Regions from separate parts of the Mus musculus genome. Here region 2 is linked to region 1. A link is a loop called in an ENCODE intact Hi-C map of the cell type or tissue named here. Cell type or tissue: left cerebral cortex. All regions are shown on one strand. Each heading gives the region's core, and the rest is flanking DNA. Links, peaks and the distances in the headings are about the cores only.

Region 1 (8,003 bases), core at 1,478-5,477:
TCCAAGTGTGGTGTAGTCTTGGGTGGAAGTCAGTTGGCTGTAGTAACATTAGCTTATTTCTGTGGCCTTTGTTCTATGCTATTGGTCTCCATGTCTGTTTATATGCCAATCCCATGCCTTTTCAGCTATGATGACTCTGTAATAGTTCTTGAAATTAAGTGTTGTAATGCCTCTAGTTTTATTCTTTTGACTCAAGACTTCTTTGGCTATTTTGATGTTTTTATAGCTCTGTATGGATTTTAGATTATTTTTACAGTTCACTTGAGAACATTGATGGTATTTTGGTGGGTATGGCAATGAGTCTTTAAATTGATTTGGGTACTTTAGTACTAATTTTTCCAACCCAAGCTACATTGGTGTCCTTCTCAATGTGTCTCACAAGTTTACAGAAGCCTCTTATTTCCATGGTCAGGTTCATTCTTTGGTATTCACCTTTTTAGCTCTGATTTTTTTTCTTTGACAGGTTTACTGATGAAGTCCAGAAATGCTACTAATGTTCCATGTGTTGAATTGTATGCTGCCAGTTTACTGAATTCATCAGATATAGTTATCTTTCCTTGGGGATCTTTAAGTTTCCTTGTTCGTAGAGTTATTTCACTTGCAAACAGGGATAATTTGAGTCCTTGCTTGCTATTTATAATTCTTTTATTTGTTTTTCCATTCTTAACTCTGCTGGCTAAAGTTTTCTGTACAGAACTGAATAGCAGAAGTGGTGGGGAGCATTGTTGTTTCACTCCTGGCCTTACAAGAAATACCCATAGGCCTTCACCATCTCATATAAAGTTGATTGTGGGTTTCTCATAAATGGACCTTGTTTGGATAGCCATTATAGATAACAGTACAGTGGGGCTTCAGAAAACTAAAAATAGATCTACCACATGATTTAGATTCCCTAGTTCTAGATAGATAGGCAGTAGATATTAATACTATTATTAATTAATAATTGTGAGATACTTAAGATATATCAGTATCCATATGTCCATTGCATAATTATTTAAAAGAGCTGAGCTATGAAATCAGTCTAGCTACCTATCAACAAATGAATAAAGAAAGAATCCTATGCATACAACATAGCATTGTTCTTTTATAAAGAAAGATGGACCTGGAAGTCATCATCTGAGGGAAATAAGTGAAAAGACAGAAAGAAAACTCTGTCTTTGCTCTGTGTCTCAACACATAGAAGCTAAAACTAACAACCAGAAAGGGAAAGTGAGGTTTCTAGAGAGGGAGCATGGAAATGGTGGTCAGATTTAATTGATGTATGCCATGCTCATGTATGGAAATGTCACACTTAACGTCATTAATTTCTACATTAATCTATGGTGATAAAGCGTTTACAACTCAGGTCAATAGGCAGACTCAGTAGGACCCCTTTCAGTATACTGCAGTCCATGCGTGATTCTCCAGGGTAGCTAGCCTACCATGACAGTGTTTTCACTGGCTGGAATCACCCTTTAGATACCTGTTGCCCATTTCGATCATCATTGTCTAGCAGTGGTCCACCCCCATCAGGGTCTTAGCAATTATACTCTGAACAAAAATAAAGGCAAAAGAGGCTTTCAAAGGCAGCACAATCAATACATGCTTATTGGAAACAAATGATGCATGTGCCTTTACGATTGATGTCCTCAGGAAAACTGTTGGAATCTGAGGGTCCATCCAGTCAGAGGATGTATAGTTCCAAACAGATCAAAATTCAATCAATAATTTAATGTATGTTCTTATTATAGTAACGTTACATACGTTTGAGAAAAGAAGAATGTAAATATATATAAAACTCATATATATTTAATCTGCAATCTGTGAAGAGCTGAATGTGTCAAGATGTTGTAATTAGATGCACTTTTCAAGCTGTAACTGGCAGAAATGCACTCACCATGGTTGAAGCAAAACAAGAAATTGTTTCCATTTACCACGACTCAGAAATTTAAAGTAAATGCCATGGAAGTTCAGCAAGACCTGGAATTGCATATCACTGCGTGGAGCTTGCTGTCAGCTCTCAGCTTTCTTACCTCATCTCTTTGCTGCCATTGGCTGCACTCCCAAGTTCCACCATGCAGCTGCTTTTAAAATAGAACCAGGTCTTCAGTTTACACACAAACAGCCCATGCCCTGCAAATATCTGTAACTCACTGGCTTGGCTGTGGTGCATTCCTAAGTCAATCCTCAACTATGAGCATCCCAACAATTGATGAACCACTGTGGGATCTTAAGTCTACCTGAATCTCATGAACTACCAATATGGAGAGAAACTAGCAAAGGAAAAATAATGATCAGTGTGTGCTTGGGAAACAGACAAAAACAACTGCTTTTCAACCCAGGCAATAACTCCAGCAGTACCTAAGCAATCATGGCCGGCAGATTGGACATGCTCCAGGAAAGACAGGGTTGCAGAGGTATTTCTTTGGCACAGTGGGTTATTCACACTTTAGTAAGAATTAATTGTGAATTTCCTAAGTTCTGTGGGAGAAGATTCCCATCTAATAAAGGTGGAGGACTTGTCCATATGAAGCCCTGATCCTACAAGAAGACAGAACTGGCCAATAATGACCTAGGTGCAGTGAAGGTGCAGAGAATGTTTGTGCTGGAAATGGGGTGTGGTCCACGGGCACAGTGATATGATGGTTGGGACTTTAAGCAATAAGAATGCATAACTTGCTCTTTAAGCCCTCACCTTTCTTACTCTCTAGCCCTCCTTCTCTCTTTCCCCTCCCCCCTCTCTCCACATGGCCATGGCCGCTCTCTCTCTCTCTCCCTCTCTCTCTCTCTCTCTCCCTTCTCTTTTTCTCCCTGCCTTTCTACAATAAAGCTCTAAAACCATAAAAAAAAAGAATGCTTAACTAGAAAACTAAAGCTAAATACAATATCACAGACTGAAATAGCGCAACCAATCACATGATGATGTAGAACACACAAATTCTCCCTGATGAGCTGGGTAGGAGGATCAGGAGGGCAGGAGGAGACAGAGGCCACAGGCAGTAGCACTGCTGGGCTGAGGAAATTCTCTGTGGAGATTTAGAGAAGGATCCTGAATGACATTCCCAGACTACTCAAATAACTGTTCTTGAGAGCCACAAGCAGGAGATGAGTCAACTAAACAGAGTGGAGTGATTCACTGATGCCTCTTGGTGAGAGAAAGAATGGGCAGAAATTTAGCTCTCTACATAGACTTCTTAGGGAGGCAAGATCTGGCCAATTTCGATTTCCTGGCTCATCAAGAGTGAAGAGGAGGAGGAGGACACCTTGGTAATTCTCAGGGATTTTAATGTCTAAGAGGAAGCAGCTTTGATCTCCTTTAGTGAAGGAATCAGTAAGTTTGGAAATTCTAAATTCAACATTTACTTTTCCCCTAACCCCTGGCAGTTGATAAAGGTAATACTTAAAGATGGAGTTTGAGTCCGTCTCACTGAGAGCAAGTGAGCACAGCTTGCATGGGAGTCTTCTTCCACGTAGAATGGTGTGAATGGGGCAATAAATATCCCTGTGTAAATCATTTCAATTGTATGTGAACACACACACACACAGAGGGAGAGAGACAGACAGACAGACAGACAGACAGACAGAGACAGACAGACAGAGAACACCAAACATAATTTTCATGTACTAACAAGCTTTTTATTTTGTAGTGAACTAAAGAAAATGTTTCTAAATATATTCATAGCCCAAAGTAAGATGTTTTAAAATTTTTTTTACTTACTGTTTTTTATACTCTACTCTATGCCTCAGACCATTGTTATTCATATGGGTGTTGATACTTTAACAACACTGTAGGTGGAAAGGTGTGCACTCATCTGGTTTTGATTCAAAAGGAAATACATAAACATCGCCTCAATTGTTTAGTGACTCAATTGTTTAGTGACTCCTACCCCTCAGTTACAGGGAAGCCAAGCACTCTGTTCCCAGGTGAATTAGAAAAGCATGTTTAATAAGCTGGGGACTGGGGTGGGGCATGTGTTCAGACTGCTCATTTCCACACAGGTCCTGGAGTGGCAATTGCTCAAATACAGTTCTTTTGTTGGGAGGTTGAAAGATAATAACTGCTAACACAGAAAGAGTAACTAAGGAAACAAGGAGTCAGATGTGACCAAAATTGTCTTTCCCATGTAAATTGAAACAATAAAATCCTATGCAATTATTTCAGAACCTTTCTTAGGTTGCTTTTGTAGTAAATTCTCCAATAGGAGCCTCTGTTCCTGCCAGGGTTCTGATCAAAGACACTGCACCTAGTACAGTTCCATTATTAATATTTCTACCTTAGATGGTACCGTGAGATAAATACAAGGCTTAGGTCTGTAGACTGAACACTGAACAATAGGCTTAAATTTGAATCACTCAGAGGTCTCATCTTTATATTCTGTGATTTATTTTTGTTTGTAATAACTAATGTGCCCTGTATAAAGAATTCTCCAAGTGCAATTAATATAAACAGCACAGAATCAAGTGGACTGACTCACTGTATCAACAGGCACTGATCATGACTTCTGCATTTACAAGTAGATCCATATCCAAAGACGGTTTATACATTTCCTTTCAGATGGGGGGGTCTCAGCAATTACACAAAGTGGAACTCAAAAGGCACAGTTCAAACCATCTTAACATGACAACACTATACTTTGGGTTCAAGTCTATATACAGCAAACAGCGCAAGATCTGGTTCTGATTTTTTTTTTTAGTTCTAAAATAACATGTGTTTCTGTTCTGCACAGCTGCGAAACTTTGATCACCTCGTCACTAACGTAATTAGACACTTGAACACAAAGTGGCCTTCGAGTTGTTCAGCCTAGAAATTCAAACAAATAGCAAGTTATTAGTGGTACTGTGCTAGCTTCTGATGCTAAAACATCCATATGAACAAGGTGAAAGTAAGATGGTGGGTAAATATCTTTTGCGATGACAGATATTTGGATTTTCATCCCTACGTGAATCCCTGGAAGCGCTTGCACAGAGTGGGAATTCTGCTTCCTCCTCAAGCCCTCTCCTATGCAGACAGTGAGAGCATCACTGAAAGACTTGGCTGAGCTCCATGCTAATCACATTCCCGTGGATAATGAGGAGTAGTTGAGTTTGAAGCTCTCTATACCCGTTTTGCTGCAGGGTGCCTGTGTTCTATGCTCATTGCCATTTGAGTGAGGAGCAGAATCTTCTCCTGTCTTCTTTATGTCCTATTTAGTAATATGCTCTATTAAAAGCCTGGCTCCCACCCCAGCGCCATTCCACTCATGCTACAGTGACTGCTTCTGGCCTCTGAAGTTAAGATATACACAGAGAAATGGAGAAAGACTGTATGTCTCACCCAAGAGCAAGGCAGTAAAGATCTCATTACCTCGGCTGAGGCTATGTCAGGATGCATACTTCTAATAGCCAGTCTAGCTCTCCAGATTCATTACTGCTATACAGTTTCATAGCTTAACATTCTGTTTCTCATTTGGTTACTGTGTCTAATTATCAAGGCTGCTGTGCATATGTCTAATTTCAGTTTTTTTCAGGATGTCTTCATAGTTGTCCTTAACTGTCAACTTGACATGCCTAGAGTCGTAGGAGAAGGAAGTCTTAATTGTCCAGATCAGATTAGACTTTGGGGATATTTGTGGAGATTATCTTAGTTGTTCGTTGATGTGAGGGGGCTCAGCCCACTGTGGGCAGCACCACCTGGAGGTGGTCCTACAATGAATTAGAAAGTCAGCTGAGCATGAGACTTTGAGCAAGCTAGCTAGAAATATTATTCTATGGTTTCTATCTTGCTATCCAGCTACAGTCCTCACCCTGACTTCCCTCAATGACGGGCCATGACCCAGAGGTATATATAAGCTACGTGAATCCCTTTCTCCCTTAAATAAGAAGAAGCAGGACCTAGTGGGAGTCACCCTGGTCACTGGTGTACTTTCATAACAGATTCAGTAATCCCCCTTCTCTCGTCTGCACTCTGGCTGTAGGTGTGAGCATTTTGCTCTGACACTTTTTACCTCATTACGTGCTTCCCCCTAAGAACTGAACCAATTTAGTCACACTATGTACCTATGAAACCTAAACCTAAATCAACCGTTTCCCTTCATCATTAAGTTGCTGCATATAGTTTGTGATAGTAACTTGACGCTAATCAGTGCATCCAATCTCTTTCTGACAGTTAGTGATGGCCCTATATGTAGGAGCTTTCTCTCTACTCTGTCTATGAAATGCAACTCTGAGCTGACAAAGCACTTTGGAACCCCCTCATGCTTACAAGTTCTCTGGCTTTTTTCTGTCACTTCTGTAGCATGCCTGTCTTAAAAGACTGTGTCCCTAGTCACGTCTGCATATACTTTGTTTCTGTTTCCAGTGTCTGCTGGACATTTCCAAAGGTTCTAGTAAGAGTATAGATGATCTTTAGCAAGTTGACCGGCCTCCCAAGAGTCGTGTTAAGGCTTTTCCTGTACTAAACAGAACCCAATGCTGAGTGGTCAAGCATGAATGGTTGCTACCATCTGCCTCAATCACTGCAGAATCTCTGCTTCAGCTCTGAGATCGCAAAACAGCCTTCAAGGTGTGTTTTGGGCCGCATCTCACTCCATTTACCACAGTGAGAATCTGAATGGGAATACATCTGTGTCAAAATCATCCAGTGATGAACAGGTGTCAATTTGATCTCATTTTGAGTTAATGGTTGCTCTGACTTAGCACATGTACTGGACAGTATGACATTCAAGGAAAGCTAGGGGTAGAGGGATAAGAGGGGTGATCGGATAGCATTGCCATACTCTCTCCTTACAGTGCCATTCAACACTGAATGCAGATAATGTGACCACTGATGTGGAGAACATGCATGAGGGGCTCTGAGAGACAAACACTATCAACTCAGAACTTGGGAGATGAAATTCTGTGGGGTCCTGCAGTATGTGCCATTCAGCTTTCTGTCAGGGACTATATCATGTTGGATAAATGGAAATATAAATCAGATACCTACTCTATAAATGATTCGTTTTGGTAAATATTAAGAAAAATTCAAGTATCACCATGTTTGCCAAAATTTTGTTCAAGGACCCAGTGGGAAGCATCGTATCAGTAAAACCTCACATTGATGCTTGCGATGTAGCTGCAAGTTTTGTTGCTGTGTATGCGAAAATAGAAGTTTAAGTGAATCTGGGCTGGGCTGGGCTGTTCTGTCTCCTCCAGAGGCGCATGTCTTTTTCACATTGGGGATTACATGTGTGATTCTCCTTTTATGTTAGGAGAAAACTTACTGGCAGCACAAGCCATAATTTATACTATCGTAGGACAATCCAGCAAACCAGTTTATGCTTTATTTTGATAGTCCTATTTTGCTGTATTTTCCTTTAATTCCTGGGAAAGAAGAGACCTTGCTCACCCCAAGACCTATGCTGTGTGGTGTCAAAGGGGAGGAGAAATACTTGGGATGACAACATTGCTCTCTGAGCATAGAGGACAGGAAGGGGATCAAAGAGGAGATCGCACGCTCCAACATGCTGCAGCCACTGATGCAAGGACTCCAGAGAGGAGAGGGGCTAGCCTGAAACCTCCTTCCCCTGTGCCATGAGCTATACAGGAAGGTATAAAATAAGACATCTATCAAGGACCAGGTGGAGACTGTGCTACTGCTGATGTCTTCTGTAATATGATCCCTGAATAGGTACAAGTTGGACATTAGTGTTATAACAGCCACCAACTTCTATTGCCACTGAACATGTGTCTGTGTTCATTTTGAATTGGCCCTTCTTCAGCTTCAGAAAGTCCTTGTTCTCACAAACTTGACTAATTTCTTCAGACACTGCTTGTCACAAAATTACAACCCTCATGCATGGCCCTCTTTCTTTCAGAACCATCTAGACTCCTAGAAAGTGCCCCTGAACTTCTTGAAAATTAAAATGGTTCATATATATATACATATACATGTGTTTATAATAATGTATACATGAAATTATCATATATATGCAGATACAGCATGCACACACACACTCACACTTGTTTGGCTGTAGAAAAAAAGTTCACTTATGCTATTAGCACTGGGG
Region 2 (8,003 bases), core at 2,170-6,169, 250 kb after region 1:
TGTTGGTGTAATTTTAAATCAGTTGAGAAACAGATTTTCAAATAGTGTAGTTTTGTCAAAACAGAGGTAAATGGTAGGGACACGGAGTGGAAATAATATAACAAAATGCTCGCTGTAATCACTGACGGGAGGGTTTCAAAGACGCGTTGATTTTCTCCCTTGTTCTTGTCATCTCAAAGTGTACAAAATTTCAAAATACAGATGAGTGGAGGAAGGAAAATTAAAAACCACTTGTGTCCCTCGTACCCAGCGATTTGAAGTTCCTTCTAAATCTGTTCTTCTAATTTACCACAGATTATTTTTATTGGATCCTAAACAATAGAGATGATATTACTGTAAATATCTCGAAGCAAGCCATGTAGAGAAGGAACTGCGCGATACAAAAGGCGCATAATCACCACAGATAAGGAGTATCATAGCCCATCGCACAGAGAGAACGACAAATTAATGGCAACTATAAAACAATGTGATCCTATCCCGTTGGAAACCCACAGTTTGCAGGGCTGTTCCATGCGTGCTTTGTGCAATTTATGTTACCGGTTTAGCTCCCTGCTGTTCCTTCTTTTCCTTCAGCATTTTGACCCCTCCCCCAGTATTTTTGTTAATTTATAAATGTTTATAACTGTTTCAGAAAAATAATAGCAGTCAAAGAAAAATGGATCACCAGTTTCAAATGATCGATTTTATATCCCAGTCGGTACCAGGCACTGAGGGGTGGGAGGTGTTGAAGTTAGGTCCTGGTTCATCCTCCCAGCCCCATGCTCCCAGAAATAAGACTCAGACTTAAAATATATTTACAAATACCTTGGCCACATAGCTAGGCTCTACACTGACTAGATCATAACTAAAATAACCCAATTACTTTAACCTACATTTTGCCATGTGGCTGGTTACCTGGGCTCGGGTGCCATCATCTGTCTCCTCACATCTTCCCAGGTGGCTCTCCAGCCTCTGGCTCTATCCCAGAATTCTTTCTCCTCCCAGATGTCCCATCTCTACTTCCTGTCTAAGCCATAGGCCATAGGTCATAGGCTTTTTAATTGACTGGTGATATATCCATACAATATACAAGTTATCCTAAAGGGAGGAACTTGACTGTTGAGTGGACTTAACTTGCCCTAGCTGAGCTCACTGGTCTCTTATTCCCATTCTCCTCTCAATGGGGTTTTCCTCAAATTTGTGCTAGGTTTGGATCTTATCTCCCTTTTGAGCCTTTGGCTTCGAATATCAGTGTGTTAAGTAATGGACTTCGGGCTTAACATGCACACTCCGATGTATGAATTGAAATCCTAACCTCCAATGTGACACTATTAGGAAATGGGGACTTTGGGGAGAGTTTAGAAAGGAGTTCAGCCCTCTCACAAATGAGATTAGAACCATGGAAAAAGAGAAAAAAGGGAAAAGAAATCACCTTAAGAGTCCTGATACGCAGGCAGTGTGGGGACAGAGACAGGAGGCAGCCACCTGCGAGTGAAGAAGTCAACCCTCTGCGGATGTCACCTACCACCCTGAACTGCCTACACTCCAGAACTGTGTGAAATAAATTTGGGCTGTTTTTAAGCCACTGGTCTATAAGGATGTAGATACATTAAGGCACCCATTACTGCCACTCTGCCAATAGTCAATCAATCATGTGTTTTCTGTGACTCTGCAGTTCTTATAAAGACTGTGGGACTGTGAAAGGCAGCCTGTTTTTTGGCTGAGCAAGACTTACTCCGAAGACCCAGTAGAAACTCTACAAGGGACAGAACAGTGAGCCATGCTCCCAGATAGGCATAGGTGCCTGACACCATGGAACCCCCAACTCCATGATCCTGTGACTATCAGTCAAGCAAAGTCCCAAGCTCCTAGCATTCTAGCTAGACTCCACCCCCACAGTTACCTGATAATAGCCAGGTATGCTCCTCCCCACAGCTATAAAAGGAGTTGCTTGGCCCCTCCTAGATCTCTTAAGCTCTCACCTCTCTTATTCTCATTCTATCTCTCCTTCTCCCCCTCCCTTCCCCACTCTCTCCACGTGGCCAACCCAAGCCACCCTTGCCCTCCACGCTAGCAACCTGAGCTAACCAGATTCTCTTATCCCAGCGGTAAACTGCCAGGGTTCTCCCCCTACCCTCCCTTTAGCCCCTGGACCAGAGTCTGTCCTAGGGCCCGTTCTCAGCTGGTCCGAGACATACAGCAATGTCTGGGATGTCCAAGACTGAGAACCTGTCATTTCTGGCCCAGAGACCCCGGATTGCTCCCTCTCTACCTCCACAGACTGTAGTTCCATGGCTTTCCACAGCCAGATGCCCACCTGGGCAGCGAAGTAAGCATGCAGCAGTCCTGCCCGCCCCAGAGCATCAGACACGGGCTCTCTCCCACCCCCTTTATTTCCCTGCACCCACTGCCGGACAGAGACTTACTTCAGCTTTTCAGGACCAGGTAATAAAAGCTTTCAGCTATTATAAAAAAGTTGGTTAGCTCACTAAGACTGTCATAAAATCATATCACAGAACAGGCAGGTGACCTACACAGCATGCATTTATCTTCTTGGGCTTCCCGGAGCTAAAAACACTGACTTTGGGCCAGTGTCTACAGAGTTGATTGCTCCTGAGGACTATTGAGGAAAGATCATCGCCAGCTTCTCTCATTGGCTCATGGATGACCACCACGTTTGTAATGTCCCAGCCTTTCTGTGTGTGAACATCTGTGTCTACGGCTATTTATTGTAAGGACACAAGTCAGCCTGGATTGGGGATCTTTACACTCATTACTTATTTAAAGATCTATCTCCAATACAGTCACCATCTGAGATGTGCAGTACTGAGCCTACAACAACAGAATAACCAGAACAGTGACCAGTTTCTGGAGGCAGCATCCACACAAGGCATAGAAGTTAAGAATGTCTTTCTTGAGCACCTCGAAAGCTTGGTTCTGGATTTTCTATGCTTGCAAACAGAATGCAACCATTGATGACCAATCAGAAATGGCACAGGAACCCTCTACCGGCTGGTTTTGTGTGCAACTTGACACAAGCTGGAGTTGTCACAGAGAAAGGAACCTCCCCTGAGGAAATGCCTCCATGAGATCCAGCTGTAAGGCATTTCTTAATTAGTGATCAACGGGAGAGGGACTAGCCCATTGTGAGTGGTGCCATTCCTAGGCTGGTAGTCTTAGGTTCTATAAGAAAGCAAGCTGAGCAAGCCATGGTATGCAAGTAACATCCCTCCATGGCCTCTGCATCAGCTCCTGCTTCCTGACCTGCTTGAGTTCCAGTCCTGACTTCCTTGGTGATGAACAGCAGTGTGGAATTGTAAGCTAAATAAACCCTTTCCTCCCCAACTTGCTTCTTGGTCATGATGTTTTGTGCAGAAATACAAACCCTGACTAAGGCAAACCCTCTGGGTCCTACCACATTTGTGCTGACAGCTGTGCTAGAGGGGAAGACCATAAGGAAGCCATGTATCTTTAAGTAGATGAGGCTCCACATCACAGTAGCCTTCCTCAGATCAAGAATCAGCCACAGGAAGGAGATAGGGAGAAGGGATCAAGGATCAGAGAGGACTCGAAAGAGAATGAGAAATTATTAAAGAATCCAGACCACTATCTCTCCACGTTCCAGGGTTGTTCACTGTTTATGTTTATTTCTTGAGGCTCACTGTACAAGCAATGATTTGGTAACAATTTTCTAGAAGCCTAAAATCCTAACACCAACAGAATCACAGTAAAGCATGACTATTCAAAGTGCTCTGTTCAGCTTGTCACATCCCCTCCTCTCTCTGCAGAAGACACATTAGTCCAATGAGCCAAGCTCCCAGATGAGTTACTTTGGGCCAAGTAGCAACAATGTTGCCAGTGAAGGATGTGTCTCCTTTCTGGACTGGAGGGAGACAAGAGTGAAAAAAAAGATCAGTTTTCCAAAGCTGGAATATTCTGCTTGACTGTTTTAGGTGAAGGTACAAGTTCTTGAAAATTGTTTAACCTATAAAACCAACATGGGGTTCTACACATAATTCACTACTCAACTGCTTTACATGTGCTTCGCTTGGATAATAAAGACAAATAAGCCAAGGGAAGGAAGAAAACAACTAGGGAGAGTGTGTTGACACACCCAAGTCTGGAGACACTGCATAACCTCATTATCAAACGCAGTTTGGACAGATAGTCACTTATGCAAAAAATAAAGAATAACTATTCAAATATACTTACCTTAAATGCTGCACTTGAATACACAGTACAAATATATGTCTGATCACTTTACGTCTTTGCTAGTTGAGAGTTTTCCTTGAACTAGCCAACTGTTCTGCTATTTGTAGTAAAGTATGCACACAGTCATACCATTTGGGGATTTACAATCTGAAGAAAAAATGACAAAGACACTCACAGAACACAGTGTAAAGGCTGCGGTGTGTGCTCTGCTTCTTTGTGCTGATTTTAGTGCCACTTAAATGTGAGAGTTTCCCTTTACACTTGGTATTTATGAAATCATCACATACCATGTAGTATTCTGCAATCTGTGTAGGGGAGGAAAGATGCTCAGGGAGGGAGGAGCCACGATTCTCACTCCATACCATATGTCTTGGTCTGGATCGAAATGAGTCACAGAAGACTCAAAACTAACTACAGAATTTGAGGTTTTCCTTAGAAGTGACTTTCCAGAATCCTAAAATCCTAACACCAACAGAATTATCCACCTAAAGCCAACAATTATTCAAACCACAATGTTCAGCTAAAAATTTGAAGGTTCAGAAATACATGCTCCCTCAGGCTTAGATTATCCTGGTGCTATGTTAGGAGTTAAGAATCCAGTCAGAAAAGCTGTACTTTCCCTTTTTGCTCTTAGTCCAAATAACCTGAAGAATACTCAGTCTCTCCTTCCTGTGTTCCTAAGCAGAGGCTCAGAGAACAGATGAGAGCAGGGGACCCTACAAGACCTTATGATGATGCTGGTCTCTAAATCAGTTTGTAAACTTGGATTTGCACAGTCACAGGATACCGTAAAAGACTTTCCTGGAGACACTTGAGCAAGGCTAGCTTCAGTAGACGTCTAACTCTACTCTCAGCTTCCTCCTGTGCTTTCTTAAAATGGGAAATGTTTACTTCACTCATCCCCACATCCTCATACCTGCCCCACTACAAATTATAACCCCCCTTCTGCTTCCATGAAGGTGAGGTAGCCCACACTCTCTGTTATCCCACTGGGGAGCATGGGGCTTAGGAAAGGAGAGGTGTGAAGGGACAATCTTACGTATAGTCTAGGGGTTGCTACAACAAACACCTTCCACACCGGGCAACTAGTCTGAATAAAAATCCAAAAGCTCCCAATTCATTGCCTCAGAAGCAGCTGAAAGCTCTGGGGAGCCATTAAACTGAACATTTATGGGGCCCAGGTGCCTGAGGTTTTGATGCTCAGCTCTGAAGGACTTCAAAGCAATGCTATTACCAGGACAAACGCCCCTCCCCACTCGCATCTCTTTGTATGAATGGGTTTGTTCAGAATAAGGAAGAGTCATGGTATCCATACTAAAAAGAACATTTAGGATTGTGGCATAAGATCAGAGGAGAAGCCAGGGCTAGCGAACCTGTTAAATCCAACCATTAAGTGGAACCAACTTGTTTCCTAAAATTAGCACGTTGGCCTTCAGAAGAACTACCAAACAAATTCAGATATTTAAAAAATAGCAACTCTGAAATTCTGTATTAAAGGGATGATTTGGGGGATCGGCATGAGCAGTGAACTAGAATCTTCTGCTGAGGGCCTGATGGTTAAGGATGGAGGGAAAGACCCTGAAGACTGCTCAAGCGTGTAATGGACACATCTATTGTGCACAAATGAGTGGATTACAGTGTCACCAGGGAATCTACATACTCTCTAAAGATGCACAACTGATACTATTTGGCTCTCTGGAGTTATCAGGAAATACAACAGTTTAAAGCTATATTTTCTGCATTTTTCCTTGTTATGAAGTATAACTTTTCTCTCTTCTTTACTCAAAAATGTATATTTGATGGCTCTTCTCAGTCGATTGGCTCTCTCAGACAGAGACCCAAAGCCAGGTAGATTCAGAGATGAGCATGAAGAAAGGGCTATATGTTTTATTCTTATCTAAGCTGGAGGATGCAAGAGTCCCCATTCCATCCTGAGTCAGAGTGCCTCAAACTCATATAGAACCAGCAAAGTGGGTGGGACCTAGTAAACTGGAGGGTCCATGAATTCACTCTAAAACTCCTTTCATTTCAGACAGTAGAACTGGCGATGATGTTTCATAGTTGGTATCCACCAAACGGAGAGGCAGCGGAACCGTGACGTCTATGTTATCTTTGCAAGACTTTTTAGGATCATTTTTATTTACTCCCAAACTCCATCTGAACAAAGCCCGCATGGGGCCCTGTGTGCCTTTTATATCCAGTGTTTGATGATGTAATTAAGTAGGTGAGCAACTCCGAGGGGAGAAGAGCCAGGGGAAAGCATCAGCCGCTACTACCCGACAGGAGGAAGTTCAGATGCACAATATCTGGTTTATGGTAAAACTGCACTTTATTGCCATCTTATCTTTAAAATGTAATAATTATGAATGATGAAGAAGGCATCTCAGCTTTGATGAGACCCTTTATTTGCTACTCAAACTTTTACTATTTCCAAATGGTAACATAAACAAGAGAAATAATTACCCCTTTTATTTGAGGAGGAGACTTGCGTCAATTTGAGTGCTTTTGTTCTTGGGTGAAGTTTAAGGCATGTAGACTAAATACATTTCTGCTTATGGTTTCCATTTGTTTGTTTGTTCCCTTATTTTGAAATAGAGTCTCCTCGTGGAGCTCTGGCTAGCCTGGAGCTTCCTAGGTGCAGGAGATTGGTCTTGAAATCATAGAGACCTGTCTAGTTTTGCTTTTCAAGTGATGAGAGTTAACATTGTAAGCCCTGTAGCTCGCATCTATTTACTTTTACAAAGCAATCACAACGTACTTACACAGGCACTATTAAAAAATTATTGCCATCCTCTATAGTAATATTTGGTCACTGTGTCTGCAATTTATCAGATGTTGATCTGATCTGAATGAAAGTTCTACACATTAATGCTCATGTATATTAGATTATTGCATGGGATGATGAAGGGCACAAGCTGACCAGAGACGCTGGCTTTATGTTTCGGCCCTGGCCCTTCAAGCTGAAGCATCTTAGAAACCTCTCGGTCCTGATCTTCACTGTCTGTGGAAACCTCAGTCATTACTCTCTCTTTTTCTGTAGTCAATGAAATATCTCATGTTTACACCAGAGCCGAACCTGGCTCGCATACGTATTGAATGTCTGCTCTAACAAGCTTTTCTTTGGTGACCACATGCCCTATCAGCCAGTACCACTCATTCAACCAGTGACTCTTAAGCTTACCCTTACCCTGAACAGTCCTAGATACAGAGAAGCAAAGCATATAAGGCATGGAGCTAATACTTCAAGAAGCTTTGCATCTTAGTGCAGGATGTGTGTGCCAACCCCACATCCTCCTTGAACAGTGCCGCACAGTGCGCATGTTTATTCAGTCCCCTTTCCCCGTGTGCTCGTAACTAGTGAGGCTTCAGAAAATTTTGACTTCTGTTTCTGAAATCTTAATCCTGGCACAGTGTAATAAGCAAATGCAGGTTTGCCTGTATTTTCACATAAATGATTAAATGGAATAATCAGATTCTAACTTAGTCAAAAACTTGACAAACATAGGAAGAGACCGTGACGGACACATTCATTTTCCTGGATTCAGACAAAGTGCCAACAGCATCTGCAGAAAACATGTTATTCCCATCCCATGGGACCCATGGCCAACTACAGTTGCTCAGAAACTCAGCAGCAAAACATCAAAGCACCAAAATTCGATTTAGCACGGTGCCCTTACTTTCCAAAATGTTCTGAAACCACCTTCCAGCAGGACAGCTTAGAGGGCTCTGGACTGTTCAAACATTACTGTTTCCTGTCCTTTCCCTGGGAAAAAGTAAGATCCTCTAGTGTGACTGTAAATCATGAGAGCAAT

The links. Peaks named below come from ENCODE experiments on the same cell type or tissue, not always from the same donor. Only the 100,000 strongest peaks of a DNase experiment are listed, where the experiment ranks them.
Region 2: a loop joins it to region 1, with 13 times the contacts of the local background. A loop is called at or near these places in 2 of 42 quality-filtered maps.

The regions. Positions count from the first base shown.
Region 1 is chr3:154,910,857-154,918,859 of GRCm38, reverse strand. The region is part of intron 17 of Tnni3k (TNNI3 interacting kinase); the gene reads left to right. Among named protein-coding and RNA genes, the nearest start is that of Tnni3k, 140 kb to the left of the region's middle. In left cerebral cortex, for the core only: no CTCF peak of the experiment used is centred there; DNase peaks (open chromatin) are centred at 1,994, 3,111 and 5,074.
Region 2 is chr3:154,665,194-154,673,196 of GRCm38, reverse strand. It overlaps a transcript of Erich3 not described here. Among named protein-coding and RNA genes, the nearest start is that of Erich3, 42 kb to the left of the region's middle. In left cerebral cortex, for the core only: no CTCF peak of the experiment used is centred there; a DNase peak (open chromatin) is centred at 4,496.